Linked DNA regions of Homo sapiens: all the other regions are linked to region 3. A link is a loop called in an ENCODE intact Hi-C map of the cell type or tissue named here. Cell type or tissue: heart left ventricle. All regions are shown on one strand. Links, peaks and the distances in the headings refer to the core of each region. The heading gives the core; the rest is flanking DNA. Region 1 overlaps DEPDC5 (DEP domain containing 5, GATOR1 subcomplex subunit). Region 2 has its middle 15 kb from the start of PISD. Region 3 holds the start of YWHAH (tyrosine 3-monooxygenase/tryptophan 5-monooxygenase activation protein eta).

Region 1 (7,099 bases), core at 924-5,923, 75 kb before region 3:
CCTTGAGGCCTCGGGCGGACTGAATCGGAACAGTTTGCTAAGGGAGCAGCGTTTAAAATGGCCCTAAAGACTGATGGGATTAGCCAGGTGTGGTGGCTCCCACCTGTAATCCCTGCTACTTGAGAGTCTGAGGCAGGAGAATCGCTTGAACCCAGGAGGCAGAGGTTGCAGTGAGCCGAGATTGCGCCACTGCACTCCAGCCTCGGTGACAGAGCAAGAGTCTGTCTTTAAAAAAAAAAAAAAAAAAAAAGACTGATAGGTTTTTAGCCACTAGTTGTGGAGAAGAGCACCCCAGGGCGATATGGGGCACATAGACAGGATTTATACACACACGGTGTCATTTGGCTGGACACATACACATGGGTGAATGGTAGGCAGTGTGGTGAGATCTCAGGTCAAGCCAATGTTGTGCAGGACCCGTGATGTCCTGTGAGTCGGTTTTCAGTGTGGTGGTTCATGGGGAGACTTGAAAGTTTTCAGAGTAACAGAATGATGGGATTGGAACTGTTCTTGACAGACGATGCAAATGGAGCTGGCTCACAGGGAGGGTTTTTGAGGGAGAGGCTGCAATCAGGGGCTATTTAGAAGAATGTTACAGCCCTCCCTGGCCAGAGGAAGTACAGGCATGATTTAGAGATGCATGTGAATCTGCAGAGGGCAGGCCGTGGGACTAGGCCTGTCTTTAGATGCAAAGCTGGAGAAGAGAGCTATCAGATGGCTCTGAGAGTTGAACCTGAGCAAACTGAAAGGTAGAAGAAAGGAGGTTTTGGGTGGGAAAGGGTGAGTCACGGTAGGCAGAAGATGTACATTGTGATGTTCACCTATTTGTCTCTAAATGTGGTCTTTCAGTCCTGCTGTCCTCATAAGGAGTGATTCTGACTTCTCCACTCTTTCTATGGAGATTTTTCTTTAGTGTAAATCGTGTGGTTTGAGGCAGGTGCTGAAGCGATTTCTTTGGTCCTGGGGATTTACTGTGAAGAGTGGCCTCTCATCTGCCCTGGTTGGAGGGTGGGAGTTCCCAGCTGCTCTGATAGAAGGCAGTGCACACAAGACTGGGTAGAGTCTCTAGACAACTTTAGCTGTGCCACTAGGGACCAAGGGGTAGTGGGAATGAGCAGAATGGGAAGGATTGCATTAATTTTTGTTTATTTTTTGTGAATGCTTACTGAGTGAATAAGCCAGTACAGCTTATTTACTGTGTTTTCCTGTCAGTTATTTTTGGAATCAAGTATTCATTTTTAAATCTCCTGCAGGTATCTGTGGACCAAACAGCCACTCCTATGTTGGACGGCACCAGTTTGGGCATATGCACAGGCCAATCCATGGACAGAGGCAACAGCCAGACCTTTGGGAACTCCCAGAACATAGGAGAACAGGGCTACTCCTCCACAAACTCCAGTGACAGCAGGTGAGATTCAGAGTGGCCAAACTCATGTTCCTGGGGAGTGGGGACAGTCTGATCTCAAAGGCTGCAGAGGCTGAAGTCCAAAGCTCTGGGCCGAGTTCTGACTCTGCCACAAGTCACATGCGACCCTGGGCAAGTTAGTCCTTAACCACATCTGTATGATGGGACTAATGATCTGTTTCCTGCCATCCTCACAGGATAGCTAAGAGGTTCCCACAGAGATGTAGGAAAGTGTCAGGCACCACACAGGAGTACAGGGCTTCCGGAAGGGGGCTCTGTCCAGTCTGTCTTGTTCACTGTGGTGCCTGTGGCACAATGTCTTGCACGTCATAGCATGCTGTCAGTAAGGAAAAGAACAAACAGTGGATGAATCACTAATTGTGGCCAAACATGACTGTTCTTCTTCTATTCCTTAGTATCCGGAGGAAAAGGAAGCTGTGTGTACTTCATTTGCTCGAGCAAGTGCACCAGCTTTTACTACTGTTGTCAATTCTGAGAAACCGTTTTATTTTCTTCCCAGCTGTGTTTGCTTTATAGTAATTATGCCGCAGTCTTTTCTTATTGTCTCACTGTATTGACGAAGCAGTCCTTGGCAAAATCATCTAAGAGACTTAACTTTTATACCCCTGCCCTGAGAGCAGAAAGTTCTCTGGGGCTGCTCACCTGGCTGGCCTCTGTCAGGAGTCACTCCATTTCCCTTATGTCATAAATTCTGTGCTGGTGTAATCTGTGTCTCATCTACTGCAGCCTGTTCATTCTGGCCAGTAGAGGTGATGGTCATTTCAGAAGCAGGAGCAGGTCTGAACTTCTCTGCTCCCTGCCTTCGCTCATGCCCTTATACCCATCAAGCCTACCTGGCTTTTTGGCTGTAGGCGTGGAGGAGATTGGAGAGGCTGCCCAATGCATAGAAAAAATCTGCTTCCTCATTGCTTACAAGGGTAGAACAGTAGGTTTACTTCTGCTTTCAGAAGAAATGAGGAATCGGGGATATTTAGGCTGGAGGTGAAAAGACCAAAAATGACATGGCAGGTAGAATCAGGACCAATGACTGAAAAATACAGAGAACAGATTCTATTTCATGATGAAGAACTTACTAGCAGTGGGTCCTGCTGCACGGAAATGGGCTGCACTTAGAGGTGCCAAGTTCTTTGCCATTGAAGATGTTCACACAGATAGGACAGCCTCTTGCCCAGACACGTGGTCTCAGCAGAGACTCAGGCATTAGAAGGAAGTTCATTTCAAGGGTCTTTGAAAACTTTTTCTAACCCTGAAATTCTGAAACACTTCCAGTGATTTCTGGACCCTCTGAATAGTCATGAAGAGTAGTCTGGGACTGAGGAAAGGGAGAAGTTCAAAGAACTTGAGGAGCTTCTGGATAAGCCCCACAGCTGGCCCAGTTCGGTATAGTGGGTGGCCACTCAGCTGCTGAGTATTAAGCACGTTTTAAGGGACCATCACACCTTTGAGCAAGAATGTGGGCAGCAGGTGGTGGAAAGGACTTTGGAGAGAGACTGACCTGGATTCAGATCCACATCCTGGTACTTCTGGCTCTTTGACCTTCAGCAGTTCCTTTAGTCAGTTTCAAAGGGTCGGTGTTAATTATTTTAGTATTGTTTACCACTTTGGGCTTCCTGTGTGTCAGCCCTGTACATGTGCTCAGCATCGTATAAACATTCGCCTCACATCAGCCCTCAAAGACAGGAACAGCATTAACCCCATTTTTCACATGGGGGCGCTGAGGCCAAGAAAAGCTATGTAGCAGGTTAGTGATGATACTGGGATTCCATTCCCCATGCTCTTAGGGTGTTACCTAGTACTCTGGTCAGGATTCAATGAAGCTACCTGTGAAAGGCTCTTGGGGCAAACCCAGAGCAGTCCAGGGGGTTTCTTGGAAGTGGTTGGGCCTTGGGCCTGAGGAATATTATTAAAAGGAGAGATGCTTACTAAGGGCAAGTTTGGACACAAAAGTACTTTGAATTCTAAATGTGGACATTTTTTATTTTATTTTATTTTATTTTATTTATTTATTTGAGACAGTCTCGCTCTGTTGCCTAGGCTGGAGTGCATGAGTGGCACGACCTCAGCTCACTGCACCCTCCACCTCCCAGTTTCAAGCGATTCTCTTGTCTCAGCCTCCCAAGTAGCTGAGACAACAGGCGCACGTCACCATGCCTGGCTAATTTTTGTATTTTTAGTAGAGACGGGATTTCACTATGTTTGCCAGGCTGGTCTTGACCTCCTGACCTCAAATAATCCACGTGCCTCAGCTTCCCAAAGTGCTGGGATTACAGACGTAAGCCACCAAACCCGGCCCTAAATGTGTATATTTTAAAATAGGAAACCCCCTATGAGATAACCCCCTGATATAGCTGTTTGGAATTTACTAAAATGCCTTTAGTGTCAACATTGTCCTGGTTTCTGGCTCCATAGGAAGTGGAGACTGTTCCTAATATTCGTGCTCTTGACTGCATACGTGCCATCTTGCTTTGCTGACCTGACACCCTGTGTTACAGCTCTCAGCAGCTGGTGGCAAGCTCCTTGACCTCATCCTCTACCCTGACAGAGATCCTGGAAGCCATGAAGCACCCCTCGTAAGTGGCTCACCACAGTGTAGGGTTGGAAGGTTCCCAGAAGCCTGTGCCACAGCCATGTTTAGGCAGCGTGGTTTGGTAGATTTGTACATGACTGTACTTCTCACCAGTTTTGAGAGCTTGGGCAAGTCACTTGACCTCTCTGAGCCTCTGTTTCCTTGTTTGTAAGATGGAATTGTTTTTTGTTTTTTTTTTTTGAGGCAGAGTCTCACTCTGTCACCCAGGCTAGAGTGCGGTGTCGCCATCTTGGCTCACCCAACCTCTGCCTCAAGATGGGATTTTTTTAAAAGGGATTTTTTAAAAAGTAGTTAAGCCACAGGGTTGATGTAAAGATTAAATGAAATAATTATGTGAGGTACCTAGTATGATGCCTGACAAGTATAGGTATTCTCCGAATGTGAGTTCCCATCTTTTCCTTTCTCTCCCCCTTCTCCTTTTTCCCCATAACAACTTCTTCTTTTTTTTTTTTTTTTTTTTTGAGACAGAGTCTCACTCTGTTGCCCAGGCTGGAGGACAGTGGCACGATCTCAGCTCACTGCAACCTCCACCTCCCAGGTTCAAGTGATTCTCCCACCTCAGCTTCCTGACTAGCTGGGATTACAGGCACCCGCCACCACGCCCAGCTGATTTTTGTATTTTTAGTAGAGACGGGGTTTCGCCATGTTGGTCAGGCTGGTCTCAAACTCCTGACCTCAGGTAATCCACCCGCCTCAGCCTCCCAAAGTGCTGGGATTACAGGCGTGAGCGACCACGCTGGGCCCCCGGTAACAGTTTCTTTTGTCCTCTCATGGGTGTTTCTCTGAGTCTAGGAATAGCATAGGGACATTGCTTTATGGTATTAAATGCTCTAGTGGGAGTCCCTTCTTTTTCATCTTTCCTTCCACTTGTTGCCATGGGGCACACACATCCCCTGCTCCCCGTTCACCGTGTTGGAACCCAGGACAGGAGTCCAGCTGCTCTCTGAACAGAAGGGCCTCTCACCGTACTGCTTCATCAGCGCGGAGGTGGTACACTGGTTGGTGAACCACGTGGAGGGGATCCAGACACAGGCGATGGCCATTGACATCATGCAGGTGAGACAGCAAGAGGGGCCCATAGAGCTGTTTGCTTAGGTCCCGAAAAATCAGGGCCTGCCTTAGAAGCCATCACCCTTTCCAGTAATGAGATCTGCAGGTTGGGGTGAGGATTTTTTTTAATAAGTGGGAGGCCTTTCTGGAATTGATGAAAGAACAAGTCTTGCTTTGAAATACACTGTATCTTGACTTAAAAACCGTGCAGAATTTATTGTCTGAACTGAAATGTTTTGGACAGAATCTGTGCATTTATAAACCTCAGAAAAATCTCTATGATTTTTGGGGGAATGCCCTCCCTCTGACCTCAAGCCGCCAGTTTCCCCTGGTCAATGCATGCTTATTCAAGACTCAATGCTGGATTCAAGGCTCTGACCCAGGGGCCTTCTGTCACCTTGTACTTACTCTGTCAGAGCTCTTAGCACAACAGAATGAAGATCTTTCTCTCATTTGTCTCCTGCCTCAACCAGCTCCTTGAGAGCAGGATCACCTCTTATTTTCCATTTCTGTATCACCAGTGCCAGGCATGTTGCTTGGCACCTGGTAGGCACTTAGCACCATGCTTGCTGGATTTAATTACGCTGCTCAGAACTGGAACTCTGGAATATGGCAGAACTGGAATAACAAGGAAATGGGAAACGGCCAGTTGACTGAGCCAGTTCATGCCATCCTGTCTATACGGAGGCCCCAACTGGAAGTCAGTACTGTTTCCTTACCAGCTGAGTTGTCATCATGGAAATGTTAAAATTGATAACTGATTTGAAAAAGCATGTGATTCTCAGTTCTCACTCTGAGGGTCTTGATGTGCTGTTTTGCACAGCCTTTGCCGTATACACTCTCGTCTCCCTGAGAATACGATTTCCTTATTCAAATAATGAAATGCTACTACAGCAGTTTAAATGAATGAGCTGAAGGTACATGTATCAACATGGATAAATGTCAGAAGCATGATGTGGACTGGAAAACCAACTTATAAAATGATATAATATTATGCCCTTTATTTAAAAACTTAGAATCCCGAAAGAATACCTTATATTCTCTATCATACGTGTTTATATAATAAAATTATTTAAGAATAATATTACACTAACCATTTATTTCTGGGGAGAGAGAAAGAGTAATGGGAGTGGGAGAGTCTAAGGAGATTTTTTTTTAATAAGAATATCTGAAATCAGTATAGAGAAGTGTCAAATTTGTGAAAGTAGAATAGTGGCATATGTGGATTTTTTTTTTTTTTTTTTTTTTTTTGAGACAGAGTCTCACTTCGTCGCCTAGGCTGGAGTGCAGTAGTGCTAATCTCAGCTCATTGCAACCTCCACCTCCTAGGTTCAAGTGATTCTCCTGCCTCAGCCTCCCGAGTAGCTGGGATTACAGGCATGCACCACCATACCAGCTAATTTTTGTATTTTTGGTAGAGATGGGATTTCACCATGTTGGCCAGACTGGTCTTGAACTCCTGGCCTCAAGTGATCCACCCCCCTCAGCCTCCCAAAGTGCTGGGGTTACAGGCGTGAGCCACTGCTCCCGGCCATCTGAATTTCTTCATGCCCTTCTGCATGTTTGAAATATTTGATGATGATACGAGTTTACATTTTAAAATATAATTTATATCAAGTACAACATGTCTAATCTGGGGGTGGAGGGTAGGGTCTCCTCAGTGCTCCTGTCACTCCCTTGTCTCCAGAGCATGACTGAGGGCTGCCCCTTCAAGATGCCTCTCTGCAGGAATTTCAGAGTTTCAATGTCTCTCCTAGAAAATGCTGGAAGAGCAGCTCATCACACATGCATCTGGCGAAGCCTGGCGGACCTTCATCTACGGCTTCTATTTCTACAAGATAGTAACGGACAAAGAGCCCGACCGAGGTTAGAGCCGAGGCGAATGCGGTTGCCCACAGGGGCAAGTGTTTTTCCTGGTGACTTGCTCTTTCACATGATGGTGCTTCCTGAGCTGCATGTGTGACTTTGTATTATAAGTTGACAGATCTGTCAACTTCCTTGAGCCTTTGTACTTAATTTAAGCATAGCCAGAGTGA
Region 2 (7,099 bases), core at 851-5,850, 270 kb before region 3:
GATCTGCCTGCCTCTGCCTCCCAAAGTGCTACGATTACAGGTGTGAGCCACCGTGCCCGGCACATGCTCTTGCTGTGTTATATCCTTCTCATTTGACATGTAGGTCTACAATTCTTCCACTATGAGTAGAATATTTTCTCTGCCTTGTTCATGTGGAGCTTGGCCATGTGTCTTGCTTTGGTCAATGGATCATATAAGGATGTGAAGAGAGGAGTGGCCTTAAATGTGCTGTTTGACTTGGCTTGGATCTCCTGCTCTAGGGAGCAGTTGGTGCAAGGAGAATAAGAGACATTTTAAGCAGACCTGGACCTAAAGTACAGCCATGCCCGGTTGACCTGCAGCTGAAGCAGAGCCATTAGACTGAGCCAAGCCTAGATCAGCCCACCTCAGTCAACCTGCAGATCCATGAGCATGAGGATAAATGGTCACTATTGTTCTCTACTGAATTTGGGGTGATTTGTTATGCAGCAATATCACAACAATAGCTGACAAACACACATCAGGAATGTACTTCTCTTTTTTTTTTTTTTGACACAGAGTCTCACTCTGTCGCCCAGGCTGGAGTGCAGTGGCGCTATCTCGGCTCACTGCAAGCTCCGCCCCCCGGGTTCACACCATTCTCCTGCCTCAGCCTCCTGAGTAGCTGGGACTACAGGCGCCTGCCACTACGCCTGGCTAATTTTTTTGTATTTTTAGTAGAGACAGGGTTTCACCGTGTTAGCCAGGATGGTCTTGATCTCCTGACCTTGTGATCCGCCTGTCTCGGCCTCCCAAAGTGCTGGGATTACAGGTGTGAGCCACCGCACCTGGCCAGGAATGTACTTCTCATTCGGATTTTGCACATACAATGTAAGAATAAACAGCTTATATTATATTTGTATGGCTTTTCTTTCAAAATAAATTCTTTAAATATATAGGTTTTTATCTTGCTCTTTTTATTTCAGTGTTGATTTAATCTTGCCAAGAATCTTATTAACACTTTGAGATAGCCAGTTCTTTAAAAGAATGTTTCCTTTGAGTTTTGGAGTTGACAGATGTACCATCTATTTCATTACACTCACTCTCGTACCCACTGGAGCATCACGGGGAAATGAGGCAATTTTCTAAATGAGGATGTGTCCTCCTACTTCTTTACTTCTTCTTTTTTTTCCTTCTTTTTTTTTTTGAGATGGAGTCTCACTCTGTTGCCAAGGTTGGAGTGCAATGGTGCAATCTCGGCTCACTGCAACCTCCACCTCCTTGGTTCAAGCAATTCTCCTGCCTCAGCCTCCCTAGTAGCTGGGACTACAGGTGCGTGCCACCACGCCTGGCTAATTTTTCTATTTTTAGTAGAGACAGGGTTTCATCATGTTAGGCAGGATAGTCTGGATCTCCTGACCTCGTGATCCGCGTTCCTCGGCCTCCCAAAGTGCTGGGATTACAGGTGTGAGCCACCGTGCCCGGTTGTGTCCTCCTACTTCTAAAGTTCTTTTTCTTCCAAAGCCAAGAAAAGATAGCAAGACTTAGACATATTTGACCAAATGATGTGCTTATGTTCAAAATCTTTCACTGGAAATTCCTTTTCCAAAATAATACACTATGGCCTTTGCCTTCCTGAAACAGAGGTATCCAGACAACTCCAGGTCTCCTTTGTAGCTGGGATTACAGGCGTGCACCACCACGTCCAGCTAATTTTTGTATTTTTAGTAGAGATGAGGTTTCACCATGTTGGCCAGGCCAGTCTCGAACTCCTGGCCTCCCAAAGTGTTGGAATTATGGGCGTGAGCCACCGCACCTGGCCTATTTGTGTACTTTTAAATTATGTAAAAATAGCTGGGTGCGGTGGCTCATGCCTGAAATCCCAGCACTTCGGGAGGCTCAGGCAGGCGGATCATGAGGTCAGGAGTTCGAGACCAGACCGGGCAACACAGTGAAACCGTGTCTCTAATAAAGATACAAAAATTAGCCGGGTGTGGTGGCACGTGCCTGTAGTCCCAGCTACTGGGGAGGCTGAGGCGGGAGAATCACTTGAACCCGGGAGGCGGAGGTTGCAGTGAGCCAAGACCATGCCATTGCACTCCAACCTGGGTGACAGAGTGAGACTCCGCCTCAAAAAAAAAAAAAAGAAGTTCAAGACCACCCTGGCTAACAGAGCGAGACCCCATCTCTACTAAACACACAAAAATTAGGCAGGCATGTTTGCATGTGCCTGTAATCCCAGCTACTCAGGAGGCTGAAGGAGGAGAATCACTTGAACCGGAAAGGCGGAGGCTGCAGTGAGCCAAGATCACGCCACTGCACTTCAGACTGGGCGAGAAAGTGAGATTCCGTCTCAAAAAATAAATAAATAAAATAAAAATAAAGATGTAAAAATAGGCTGGGCACAGTAGCTGACACCTGTAATCCCAGCTACTTTGGAGGCTGAGGCAGGAGGATCATTTGAGCCCAAGAGTTCTAATCCAGCCTGGGCAACATAGCAAGACCTTGCCCCCCCCATATATAAAAAATATATATAATATATATTATATATTATGTATATTATATATATATACATATATATTTATTTATTTTGAAACGGAGTTTTGCTCTTGTCACCCAGGCTGGAGTGCAATGACACAATCTCTGGCCGCTGCAACCTCCGCCTCCTGGGTTCAAGTGATTCTCCAGCCTCAGCCTCCTACATAGCTGGGATTACGGGCTCCTGCCACCATGCCCGACTAATTTTTGTATTTTTAGTATTGTAGTAGAGACAGGGTTTCACCATGTTGGCCAGGCTGGTCTTGAACTCCTGACCTCAGGTGATCCACCCACCTTGGCCTCCCAAAGTGTTGGGATTACAGGCGTGAGTCACCGTGCCCGGCATATATATATATATATATATATATATATACACACACACACACACACAGACACACACACACAGACACACACACATTCGAACTCCTGGCTTCAAGTGAAACGTCCTCCGCCTTGGCCTCCCCAGGTGCTGCTGCTATTACAGGCGTGAGACACCGTGGCCAGCTCAGTGGTTAGTATCTTTATTTGGAGACGAGGGCAACCCATGAGAGATCTTAAGGAGTGGTTCTGACAAGTGCAAACTTGTGTTTTAGGAAGACCACTTAGGCAGCAGTAGGGGAAGGACAGGAGGGGCGCTGGGACTCATGAGTAGCTGCTATACTTTGGGATCTGTCCCCCATCCCTGTGTTTGCAGTGTTTCAGCGACCATTTCAACATCTCCAAAAGTCTAAGATTAAAAATGCAAAAGAAAAGAGAGAAACTGCTTAGGCGAGTCTTTCTCCCAGGCTGGAGTGCAGTGGCGCGACCTCGGCTCACGGCACCTACAGTCTCCCGAGTTCAAGCGATTCTTCTGCCTCAGCTTCCCGAGTAGCTGGGATTACAGGCGCGCGCCACCACTCCCGGCTAATTTTTTGTATTTTTAGTAGAGTCACCAGGTTGGCCAGGCCTGTCTCAAGTGATCCGCCCGCCTCTGCCTCCCAAAGTGCTGGGATTACAGGCTTGAGTCACCGCGCCCGGCCCACGTGGCGAGTCTTAACCACGTGACCCTCCCCGCTCTCCAGCCCGGCAGGTACCAGCAAAGGACTAGCAGCCTCCTCCAATATGGATAGCTTCTCGGATGGCCCCGCCCCTCCGGAGAGCTGCAGCCAATCAGACGGCGTGAGGCCAGCAGTGGGTGCGGCTGCGCTTGGCGCTGCGCATATCCGAATACCAGGAAGTGCCCGGTTTCGCTGTCAGTGCTCGGGCAGCTAGAATCCAGGTCCCTTGAGGAATAATTTAAGAAGGGGTGGAGAAAAATTAGGGGGCGTCTTCAAATATTCAGAGAGTCAGCGAGGTAAAGAGGACTTGGGCAGGTCTGTGTAGCAACGGGGGCGGGAATCATTCATTGACGCATGAAGTATTTCCTGAGCTCCCACCACGTAAGACCAAGTTTTGTTCTAGATGTCCGAGGGGCCAGAGTGAATATAGCAAAGTCTTTGACCTCAAGGAGCTTAACGTGAATAATATGGGGACGTGGTGGTGTTAAAAAATATATAAAACAGGCCGGGTGCCGTGGCTCACGCCTGTAATCCCAGCTCTTTGGGAGGCCAAGGCGGGTGGATCACGAGGTCAGGAGATCGAGACCATCTTGGCTAACGCGGTGAAACCCCATCTCTACTAAAAATACAAAAAATAAGCCGGGCGTGGTGGTGGGCGCCTGTAGTCCCAGCTACTCTGGAGGCTGAGGCAGTAGAATGGCGTGAACTCAGAAGGTGGAGCTTGCAGTGAGCCGAGATCGCGCCACTGCACTCCAGCCTGGGCGACAGAGCGAGAATCCGCCTCAAAAAAAAAAAAAAAAAAAAAAAAAAAATATATATATATATATATATATATATATATCACCGACCGGGCGCGGTGGCTGACGCCTGGAATCCCAGCACTTTGGGAGGCCGAGGCGGGTGGATCACTTGAGGTCAGGAGTTCGAGACCAGCCTAGCCAACATGGTGAAACCCCTTCTCTACTAAAAATACAAAAATTAGCCGGGCATCATGGCGGGCGCCTGTGATCTCAGCTACTTGAGAGGCTGAGGCAGGAGAATCGCTTGAACCCGGGGTGGAGGTTGCTGTGAGTCTTGATCACACCACTGCACTCCAGCCTGGGCGACAGAGTGAGACTCTGTCTCAAAAAAAGAAAAAAAAATCTTTCTCTTATCTCGCACACCATAAGGAGGACATATAATGGGAGGCAGTACACTTCCCAGTAGAGGGATCTGGAAAGGCACATATCTGAATACAGTAACTGAAGGAACCATGTAGAAATGTGAGAGAAGGGCATCACTGTCGGCACAGGCAGCAAGTGCACACGTATCATGAGATCCGAGCAAGGAAAAGCCAAGTGTCGGTGTGGAAGTTGTATTCAGATTGCTTCTACCTCCTCAGTGAAATGCGAAGGAAAACTATCAGCTGTGGATAAGGAAGGAGGAGGGACTGGTGGTTTGAGAAAGATGTCATGAAGGACTCACTTATGACCCTGTAAGTTGAAGAATTATGAATTTTCTAGAACACTTTTTAAAAAAGAGAAATCTGGCCGAGTGCTGTGGCTCATGCTCGTAATCCCAGCACTTTGGGAGGCCGAGGCGGGTGGGTCATCTGAGGTCAGGAGTTCGAGATTAGCCTGGCCAACATGGTGAAATCCCGTCTCTAGTAAAAATACAAAAATTATCCGGACGTGGTGATGCACACCTGTAGTCCCAGCTACTTGGGAGGCTAAGGGAGGAGAATCACTTGAACCTGGGAGGCAGAGGTTGCAGTGAGCCGAGATCGCACCACTGCACTTCAGCCAGAGGGACAGAGTGAGACTCTGTCTCAAAAAAATAATAAGATAAAAAGGAGAAATCCCAGAATGAACCGCAGAATTGTGATATTGGCCAGGTGCAGTGGCTCACACCTGTAATCCCAGCACTTTGGGAGGCCAAAGTGAAAGAACTGCTTGAAGGTCGGAGTTAGAAACCAGCCTGGGCAATGTAACAAGACCTTGCTTCTATAGAAAATAAAAAGTTAGCCTGGTGTCATGGCACTGTGGTCTCAGCTACTCAGGAGGCTGAGGCAGGAGGATGGCTTGAGCCCAGGAGTTCCAAGGTTGCAATGAGCCGTGATCATGCCACTGCTCTCCAGCGTGGGTGATAGAGCGTGACGGTCTCAAAGGTGGAGTGGTGGCGGGGGAGGTCAAGCGCGGTGGCTCATGCCTGTAATCCCAGTACTTTGGAAGGCCAAGGCAGGAGATCACTTGAGACCAGCCTGGGCAACATAGTGAGACCCTGTCTCTTCCAAAAAATAATTAGTTGGGCTTGGTGGCATATGACTGTAGTCCCAGCTACTTGGGAAGCTGAGGTAGGAGGATCTCTTGAGCCAGGAAGTTCGAGGCTACAGTGAGCTAAGTTGTGATTGTGCTACTGCACTCAGGCTAGGCGAAAGTGAGACTGTTTCAAAAAAAAAAAAGGGAAAGTAAATAGAAATGTGTTTTCCATTGCTGGAAGAGGACAGGACACCACAGAGAGGATTCTTTTTTTTTTTTTTTTTTTTTTGAGACAGGGTCTCGCTCTTTCGCCCAGGCTGGAGTGCGGTGGTGCGATCTCAGCTTACTGCAAGCTCCGCCTCCCGGGTTCACACCATTCTCCTGCCTCAGCCTCCTGAGTAGTTGGGACTACAGGCACCCGCCACCCCGCCCGGCTAATTTTTTTGTATTTTTAGTAGAGACGGGGTTTCACCATGTTAGCCAGGATGGTCTCGATCTCCTGACCTCATGATCTGCCTGCCTCGGCCTCCCAAAGTGCTGGGATTACAGGCGTGAGCCACTGCGCCTGGCCAGGATTCTTAAATCAGTGGTTTGTTTTTTTTGAGACAGGGTCTCGCTCTATCACCCAGGCTGGAGTGCAGTGGCGTGATCTTGGCTCACTGCAACCTCTGCCTGCCAGGTTCATGTGATTCTCCAGCCTTAGCTTCCCGAGTAGCTGGGATCATAAGCGTGCACCACCATGCCTGGCTAATTTTTGTATTTTTAGTAGAGATGGGGTTTCACCATGTTGGCTAAGTTGGTCTTCAACTTCTGACCTCAAGTGATCCACCTGCCTCGGCCTCCCAAAGTGTTGGGATTACAGGCATGAGTTACAGCGCTCAGCCTTAAATTAGTTTTGATCAGTCTTCACCAGGCTCTACCAACACAAGATTCTGTAATGAGAGGTTAAAGAGATTATACTGCCTTAACTGTTAATTAGCAACTCTTTTCTCAAGAAATGGTGTAGGAGAGTACATTTCTCCAAATAACCATGAAACCTAACAAGAAGCACAGCTGTCACGCAGTTAAGTTCTGTAAATAGAAGACTACATGGATAGAATTCCTTGTTGCAGTTCTGAGGCCAAGAAGGGAAACTGGGCACTCACTGCTTTTGCTCTGGGCAGAGGAAGAATGTCACCAGGAATCATGCTTCTTTCTGGAATATATCAGTGTGGTGTTACAGAGGTGTTTTCAGTCATTCTTTTACCAGTTTCCATTGGCTAAATGAGAAGCAGAAGATTCATAGCGTAACCTCATAAACAGCTGGGAAGGACAAGTATTAAGTGGTGA
Region 3 (7,099 bases), core at 1,044-6,043:
TGTGTAGCGGGGCTGTCCCCGAGGGTCGGACTCGATCCTGCCCGGACCAGTACAAGGTGTGGCCCAGCAGAACGCATGGACAGGCAGGGCTCGGGGCGGGCGGGACGGCTGGGGCGGGGCTGGGCGGACCCGCCCCTCGGGGCACGCGGTCTCCCGGCTTCTCCGCCAGTATGTTTGCTTGCTTTTGGGGCCCTTCTCAAGCCAGATCTCTAACGTGGATGGAGTGGCGCGTTTCAGGGTGGGGCTATGACAATGCACTGCCTGTGCAGCCGCCATCACCGCGCCCCCTCCACCGGCTCCGCAGTCTCCTGCCCGGCTTTCCCTTCTCCACCTCCATCTCTGCGGCGGTAAAATGCAGCACTCGCAGAGCGCCTGCGCGGCTTTCAGGCCGGGCGGCGGCGGCGGCGGTGGCTATTTATAGTAGGTGACGTCACCTTGAAATAGACCGTTAGGGCCGGCCCGCCCTTCCCCCCTCCCACTCCCGCCGCTCCCCGCCGCCCGGCCTGGCCACTCTCACTGCGCAGGCGTCGTCCCGTCCTCCCATCCCCCAGCGCGGCCGCGTCTCCTCCCTCGGCGTTGTCCGCGGCGCGAGCCACAGCGCGCGGGGCGAGCCAGCGAGAGGGCGCGAGCGGCGGCGCTGCCTGCAGCCTGCAGCCTGCAGCCTCCGGCCGGCCGGCGAGCCAGTGCGCGTGCGCGGCGGCGGCCTCCGCAGCGACCGGGGAGCGGACTGACCGGCGGGAGGGCTAGCGAGCCAGCGGTGTGAGGCGCGAGGCGAGGCCGAGCCGCGAGCGACATGGGGGACCGGGAGCAGCTGCTGCAGCGGGCGCGGCTGGCCGAGCAGGCGGAGCGCTACGACGACATGGCCTCCGCTATGAAGGCGGTGAGCGCGCCGGGAGCCCGGGCGGCTGGCCGGGGGGGGCCTGGCGTTGGGGAGGGACGGGGATGGCCGCGGGCGCGTTCCCCTCCCGGCCATGGGCGACCCGGCGACCCGGCTGGGCGTGGCCGCCCGCCCGCCCTTAGCCCGCGCTTCCCGCTCCCGCTGGGCGCCCCGCCACTTCCTGAGGCTGGGCCCAGGGTGGGGGATCCGGGAGGGTGCAGTTCGGGATCGCGAAGGCAGCCCCGGAAGGGGGGCGGGCCGGTCGGGGTCGCCACATCTTAGTTCGGAACCCGGCCGGGGGCAGAGGGTGCCCTAGGGGACGCGAAGGAGCCGCATTTCTCCTAGAGCGTTTCACCGGACCCGGGGGCTCCCCCTCTCGTCTTCCTCCGTTCCCCAACTTGGAATAAAGAATCACCTAGTAAGTGGCGCCCTGTCTCAGCTGGTTTTCTCTGCCACGACCTGAAGTCTGCAATTCCGATCTGTTTTGCTCTGCTCGTTCGAATTGTTCTGGTTCCATCTTCCCACGCCTGGGGGTCTGGCTTTGTGTGCGAAGACCCCTTTCCTGCAGTCTAGGCGTGGACGGGGGCGGGAGAGTGGGCGGAGGGTGTGGGGCCCCACTCCACAGCCCCAGGTTTGCTGCTGCGCTGTCTGCTTGGAGATTAAAATGAAACGTGACTTCTAGGTGAGACGAATCTGTGTGTCTTTGCATTCCTGAGACCCTCATAAATCGATTCTGCAGCTTCTCCGGTGGATGAGTCGTGCCCAGCCACACCCTAGCAAAATACCGTGGGTCACACACCACCTGCATTTCTGAGTTCCGGTTACCATCTCACTCTCTCTCCACGTTATTTTACGTTTTCTGTAAATGAATATTTCCTCTCCCTGCGTCAAGGTCACACAGTGGTAGAACAACTGCGACCACCAACCTATGTTCAGTGTACAACCTCCTGAGACCTGGGAGGATCCCCTTGAACTCCGCCTTAGACCTATACATTCAGAAATTCGGGCGGTGAGACTCAGACATCTGCATTGTAACCAGCTCTCACAGGCGATTTTTAGCTGGCTTAAGTCTGAGAATTACTGCCCATGATTATAGTAAATGTATCCTTTGCTGGCCTTTTGGAGGGAGTTCCGAAAAAAAACTGCCAATACAAAGGCTCCCTAAAATCTTAAGTCATTTGGAAAGCTCATTTGAAGGCTTTTGATGTTAATATCAGATGAAATATGTAGTTGGGGCCAATATTTAGGATTGTTCAGGTAAGAAAGGTGCTTGAAGAGTTGCCTTTCCTCTGGTGTCCTTGTTACACACATAACTGGGTGTGTTTGGAAACCAGCAACACCGTTGCCCGTATGTTGATTTGTTGGTGATCTTGACTTGAGCACTATTAGCATGCTGTTGTGGTGAGGCAGGTTTTCTTCCAGACCGGGGGACGGTCTAGGTCTGGAGGCTGAACTTTATGTAATTCAGGGGGTCCTTTAAAAGAAAATCTAAAATATAGTTTTGCATATTTTACAAAAATGGGACTGACGAATGCATTTCCTTGGAAGGGACCCTGAACCTTAATTTTCTGTGGGATAAAGCTGCCTCTGTCCACAGCAGGTCACACTTAAGCCCCTCCTCCCCAGTAACTGAGTGGTGCTGGGATTATGCAGGCTGAGGCCTCTCCACACATTTTCATGAAGTGGTTGCTCACCCTCTAAGTGAGACGTAAAGACTGCAGTGTTCGGAGCCCTTTGGGAAATAAATGTGGTGAAAAGAAAGGAGGGACGAGGTTTAAAGGAAGGGGAAATGGAGGTTAAGGAAAAATGGCTAGAAGGTGTGTTCTGGAACAATCAGAAACCTGAGGCAACTTGAAATGGGGGAAAAAGGCAAGAATGGAGAGATGTTACCAGAACGAAATCTAGTTTGAGCAGAGAAAAAGACTGGCTTTCTAGTAGGCTTGTAAAATGCTTTCCTGCAGCAAGCTACTTGTGTCCATAGATCTTCTCTGGAGGGTTAAGGTAGCCTTTTGTAAACCAAAGGAATCTATAATATCTATATTTGAAATAATTAATGAGTTGGAAAAGCCACCCAGCGTAGAAGAGTCAATCCAAGCTTTAATTCTGCCATCTCAGAATGGTGATAAACCATTTCTCCCCCATCATCTAAATGGAATATATTGTGCTTATAGGTATTTTCTTTAAAAGAAAAAAAAGAATATATTGGAAGGGACTGGCAGGGGTCACTTTCCCTGCTAACTTGGTGTTTGTAGATTAAATTCTTAATGTTACTGGGATGACTCAGTCTCTATGTTATTAATCTCATCAGCCTTAACTAAGGCTTTTGGAAAGGGTGTAAGTTTCAGTAACCCTCTGGGTTTACCTGGGCTTTCTTCAGGGCTGGGGAAGGGCAGGTAAGTAGCCTGCTGTAGGGAGGATGGAGCAGGACACATGTGTTAAGGATATATTCTGATGCCACCAGTCTGTAACCTTGAAACTTACATCTTGGCTTTAGGTCCTCTGAAGTATAAAACTAGTGATGTTGCTGTTATTAACAAGTCAGTTTTGCCTTCAGTCTTCTAACTTGTTTTCTGTTTCCTTCATAATTAAAATGCTCACTTGATAATACTGCCTTCCTGTAATGATTGATGTTCCTCATTCTACCAGCGTCACCTGGAGGACAGTGTTGGTAAGCTTGAAGAAAAATCGTGCATACTGGAAACAATGGTCTTGCCTCAAACCTGTTGAGAACTTCTCTTCCCTGCTTCTCTCCATAATTTGAAGAAGCAAGAAATGTTTCTGAAGTGAAGCATAAAGGAGTATCTTCAAGCTCTATCTCATACCTACCAGCTTGCATAGAGTATAATAGTGGGAAGAAATATTGTGAAAGATTCTAGAACCTAAGTCCTTTCTAGGCTAGGCAATTCTAGGCTACACAATTCGTAGTCTCTGTAAATACCATTTGATAACTGAAATAAACCTATAAAGTGGGATTAAATGTTAGTCCAGAAGACTAAGTGATTTAAGGAAAGAGGGAAAATAACCAGATAGATTTCTGGTGGATATTCATAGACAGACATAATTTCATCATGTATTATGGCCCTAAGTCATCTATTTTATATTAAAACATAGATGGTAACTGTAAAGTTATCAAATGTAAAAATTACTGGGCTAGCATTGTGTTTTAACACTGATACACCAGTTGATTACAGTGTTGACAGAAAACGGGCAGAAACACGTTTAAAGTACCTGCAGAATATATATATAGAAATCTTTTTTTTTTAATCAGTGTTGACCAGGTTGGCCTCGAACGTGTAGCCTCACCTCCCCGAGTGCCAGGGCAACCGGCCTGAGCCACAGCGGCTCCCTAGAAATCTTAAGTGCAGGAAACAAAACTACAGTTTAAGGAAACAGGAGTCGGAGAGGAGGGGCATTTGGCCCAACCACTGGCAAAAGGCTGTTGTTGCAACAACTGTGAGATTCTGGGAAGTGGGGAAATGAGCAGGTGCTGTGTAAAAGTGCACAGCTGACTGCCCCAGGTGAGACAGATCAGTGTCACAGAGAGTAGGAGGATTTTGAGGTGTGATTAGTATTTTTTTTTTTTTTCTTAAAGAGATGGTCTCGTTCTGGAACCCAGGCTGGAGTGCAGTCGTGGCACGATCATAATTCACTGTAGCCTTGAGCTCCTGGGCTCAAGTGAACCTCCTGAGCAGCTGGGACTACAGATGCATGCCACCGTGCCCAGCTAATTATTAAATTGTATAGACAGGATCTCTATATGGTACCCAAGTTGGTCTCAAACTCCTGGCCTCAAGCAGTCCTCCTGCCTCAGCCTATTAAAGTGCTGGGATTACAGGAGTGAGCTACCACACCCAACCAGTAGGAAATCTTAAAGCCACATTGATACTACAGTTTGAAATATGTAAAAACTAGGGAGCTATGTTTCCCACTAACTGGGCATTTAAAATGTAATCGTCTTTGAGGAAGGAAGAAGGCTCTGGATTATTCTTGTAATAGTTTGAATTTAAAAGGTCCTTTCAGGTGGGCAAACAGCTTACGTGGCTTTCTTGCACTGAAATAGAAACTGTAGTCCCCATGTGGGTTTGGGTCCCTGAATTATCCCCAGAAGAACTTCCACAGTCCGGAACTGACTCCCTTAAAGAAACCAAAAATGTATTTTCTTTGGTGGGGATTTTCTTTAGTTGGTCTTTGTCTGGGATTTTATATCAGTGACAGACTGTAGCGTCACACTTTTCCAGAAATACGGTTTCGGAGAGGGTACCCCTAACGTTTTATGTGTGTGTGTGTTACATTTAGCAAGTTTATATAACATATTTTACTTTTTTTTTTTTTTTTTTTTTTGAGACAGTTTCGCTCTTGTTGCCCAGGCTGGAGTACAATGGAGCAATCTCGGCTCTCTGCAACCTCTGCCTCCCGGGTTCAAGCAATTCTCCTGCCTCAGCCTCCCAAGTAGCTGGGATTACAGGCATGCACCACCATGCCATGCCCGCCTAATTTTGTATTTTTAGTAGAGATGGGGTTTCTCCATGTTGGTCAGGCTGGTCTTGAACACCCGACCTCAGGTTATCCACCTGCCTCGGCCTCCCAAAGTACTGGGATTACAGGCGTGAGCCACTGCGCTTGGTTAGAACTTATTTAACTTTTTAGGCACTTGGTAAACGGTAGCTGTTAGTCCATGTGTACTTTTTTTTTTGGTGGGGGGGGGAGTCATGCTCTGTCACCCAGGCTGGAGTGCAGTGGCAGGATCTTGGTTCACTGCAAGCTCCGCCTCCTGGGTTCACGCCATTCTCCTGTGTCAGCCTCCCAAGTAGCTGGGACTACAGGTGCCCGCCACCTTCCATGTGTACATTCTTGTTTAACAATTCAGGATAGGTACTGTTACTCCCCTTTACAAATGAGACTTTCAGAGGTTGATTTTCTCATGGTCAAACAGCTAGTAAGTTGTGAATTCAAGATTCAAACTCAAATTTAGAGCTCTCATTTTAACCACTATGTAACAATGCCCCATGAGGCAAAGGGATAATATGTCTAGTATACATTCTGGTATATTAACCATTGTCAGCACTGGTGACTGAAATCCAAGAACTCTTCATAAGTGGGCTTACTAAACAAATAATTTTATCTGTTGGGTGCAAGTCATTTTTTTTTTCCAAATACGATTAAGAACAATCTGCCATTTATGGGTTTTAGCTACAACAGAGAAACATAAGAGGGAAACTCACATATCTGGATTTTGCTTGTTCTGAAGGCTTGGAGGCCTTTTTTTTTTTTTTTTTTTTTTTTTTTTTTTTTTTTTTGCTTAACAAAGTATTGAATTTGAGTTTCTCCTGAGTTAAGAAGTGCAGGACTATGTTACATTTTATTTGGGGTATTTTAAGAAATTATTTCATATTCTTGGCACCAGTTGTTTCTCCATATTGCCTTTAATGTATTTTTCTCCCTGCACCCTTTAGTATATTTTTATGCAGGCCCCAAAATTTCTGTCTCTAGGTTGCTGGTAAAATTCCTCCTAGTGTCCAAGTGGAGGCAGCTTGTCTTCTGTCCCAGCATTTTGGTGCTCCTCCCGCCCCTACTCCTGGCTGCAGTGGCATTCCCTTCTGCGGTGGTGAGTGTTAGCACTTCCAATGATCCGAACCTGGCACAGCTTCTGAAGCCTTCAATTCGGATGCCTCTAGGGACAGTAGCATGCAGTAATGCCATTCAGATGGTGTTGTATTTAATCCTTGCCAATCCCCATGAAAATGTTCAGTTATGTCAAAAGCAAGGCAAAAACAGTCTCTTGGCTATACAAGGGTAGCTGTTTTATTTGACTAAAATTTAGCTTAGAGTGGATGTTACTTACCCGAACTTGCCTGCTCTGAGCTTGAAGTTTAGCCTATTTGTGGTCTTACAGAATTGCAGCCTCATCCTGGTGAGGATAAGGGGCTCAGCCTGACCCTGGCTGGTGATGTTCTTGCCCAGTGGCCTGTAGGACTTGGTCTGTTGGTGGATATCTTTCCAGCTTGGGGCAGGCCAGGCAAGATCCTCACTTCCTAAGCATTAACTTGGGAAAGAGCTCAGCAAGCTTTCATCCCTCTAGCTCATTTTTTGTTTTTTTGAGACAGAGTCTTGCTCTGTCGCCCAAGCTGGAGTGCAGTGGCACAGTCCTGGCTCACTGCAACTTCCACCTCCTGGGTTCGAGCGATTGTCATGTCCCACCCAAGTAGCTGGGATTACAGGTGC

What was found. A loop is a pair of places that touch in the nucleus more often than their neighbours do. Peaks named below come from ENCODE experiments on the same cell type or tissue, not always from the same donor. Only the 100,000 strongest peaks of a DNase experiment are listed, where the experiment ranks them.
Region 1: it touches region 3 in a loop (3-fold over the local background); 30 of 110 quality-filtered maps call a loop at or near these places.
Region 2: it touches region 3 in a loop (3-fold over the local background); 57 of 110 quality-filtered maps call a loop at or near these places.

What each region holds. Positions count from the first base shown.
Region 1 is chr22:31,869,337-31,876,435 of GRCh38, forward strand. It overlaps DEPDC5 (DEP domain containing 5, GATOR1 subcomplex subunit), which reads left to right. Exons shown (of 43, transcript NM_001242896.3): 34 at 1,254-1,408; 35 at 3,919-3,996; 36 at 4,937-5,069; 37 at 6,821-6,929. Among named protein-coding and RNA genes, the nearest start is that of YWHAH, 72 kb to the right of the region's middle. RefSeq lists a silencer at 3,007-3,301. In heart left ventricle, for the core only: a CTCF peak has its summit at 3,120 (motif pointing right); no DNase peak of the experiment used is centred there.
Region 2 is chr22:31,673,261-31,680,359 of GRCh38, forward strand. No RefSeq gene overlaps it. Among named protein-coding and RNA genes, the nearest start is that of PISD, 15 kb to the left of the region's middle. In heart left ventricle, for the core only: no CTCF peak of the experiment used is centred there; a DNase peak (open chromatin) is centred at 3,631; H3K4me3 peaks cover 1,001 bases; H3K27ac peaks cover 247 bases.
Region 3 is chr22:31,943,941-31,951,039 of GRCh38, forward strand. It overlaps YWHAH (tyrosine 3-monooxygenase/tryptophan 5-monooxygenase activation protein eta), which reads left to right and starts at 595. Exons shown (of 2, transcript NM_003405.4): 1 at 595-880. The coding sequence starts at 794. YWHAH-AS1 (YWHAH antisense RNA 1) reads right to left here and starts at 1,426. Exons shown (of 3, transcript NR_171018.1): 1 at 1,293-1,426. It overlaps LOC124900477 (a long non-coding RNA gene), which reads left to right and starts at 894. Exons shown (of 3, transcript XR_007068065.1): 1 at 894-1,295; 2 at 1,560-1,738; 3 at 3,524-5,212. RefSeq lists enhancers at 1-772, 1,516-1,565 and silencers at 36-185, 466-555, 566-785, 856-1,195. In heart left ventricle, for the core only: a CTCF peak has its summit at 3,529 (motif pointing left); no DNase peak of the experiment used is centred there; H3K4me3 peaks cover 2,712 bases; H3K27ac peaks cover 2,075 bases.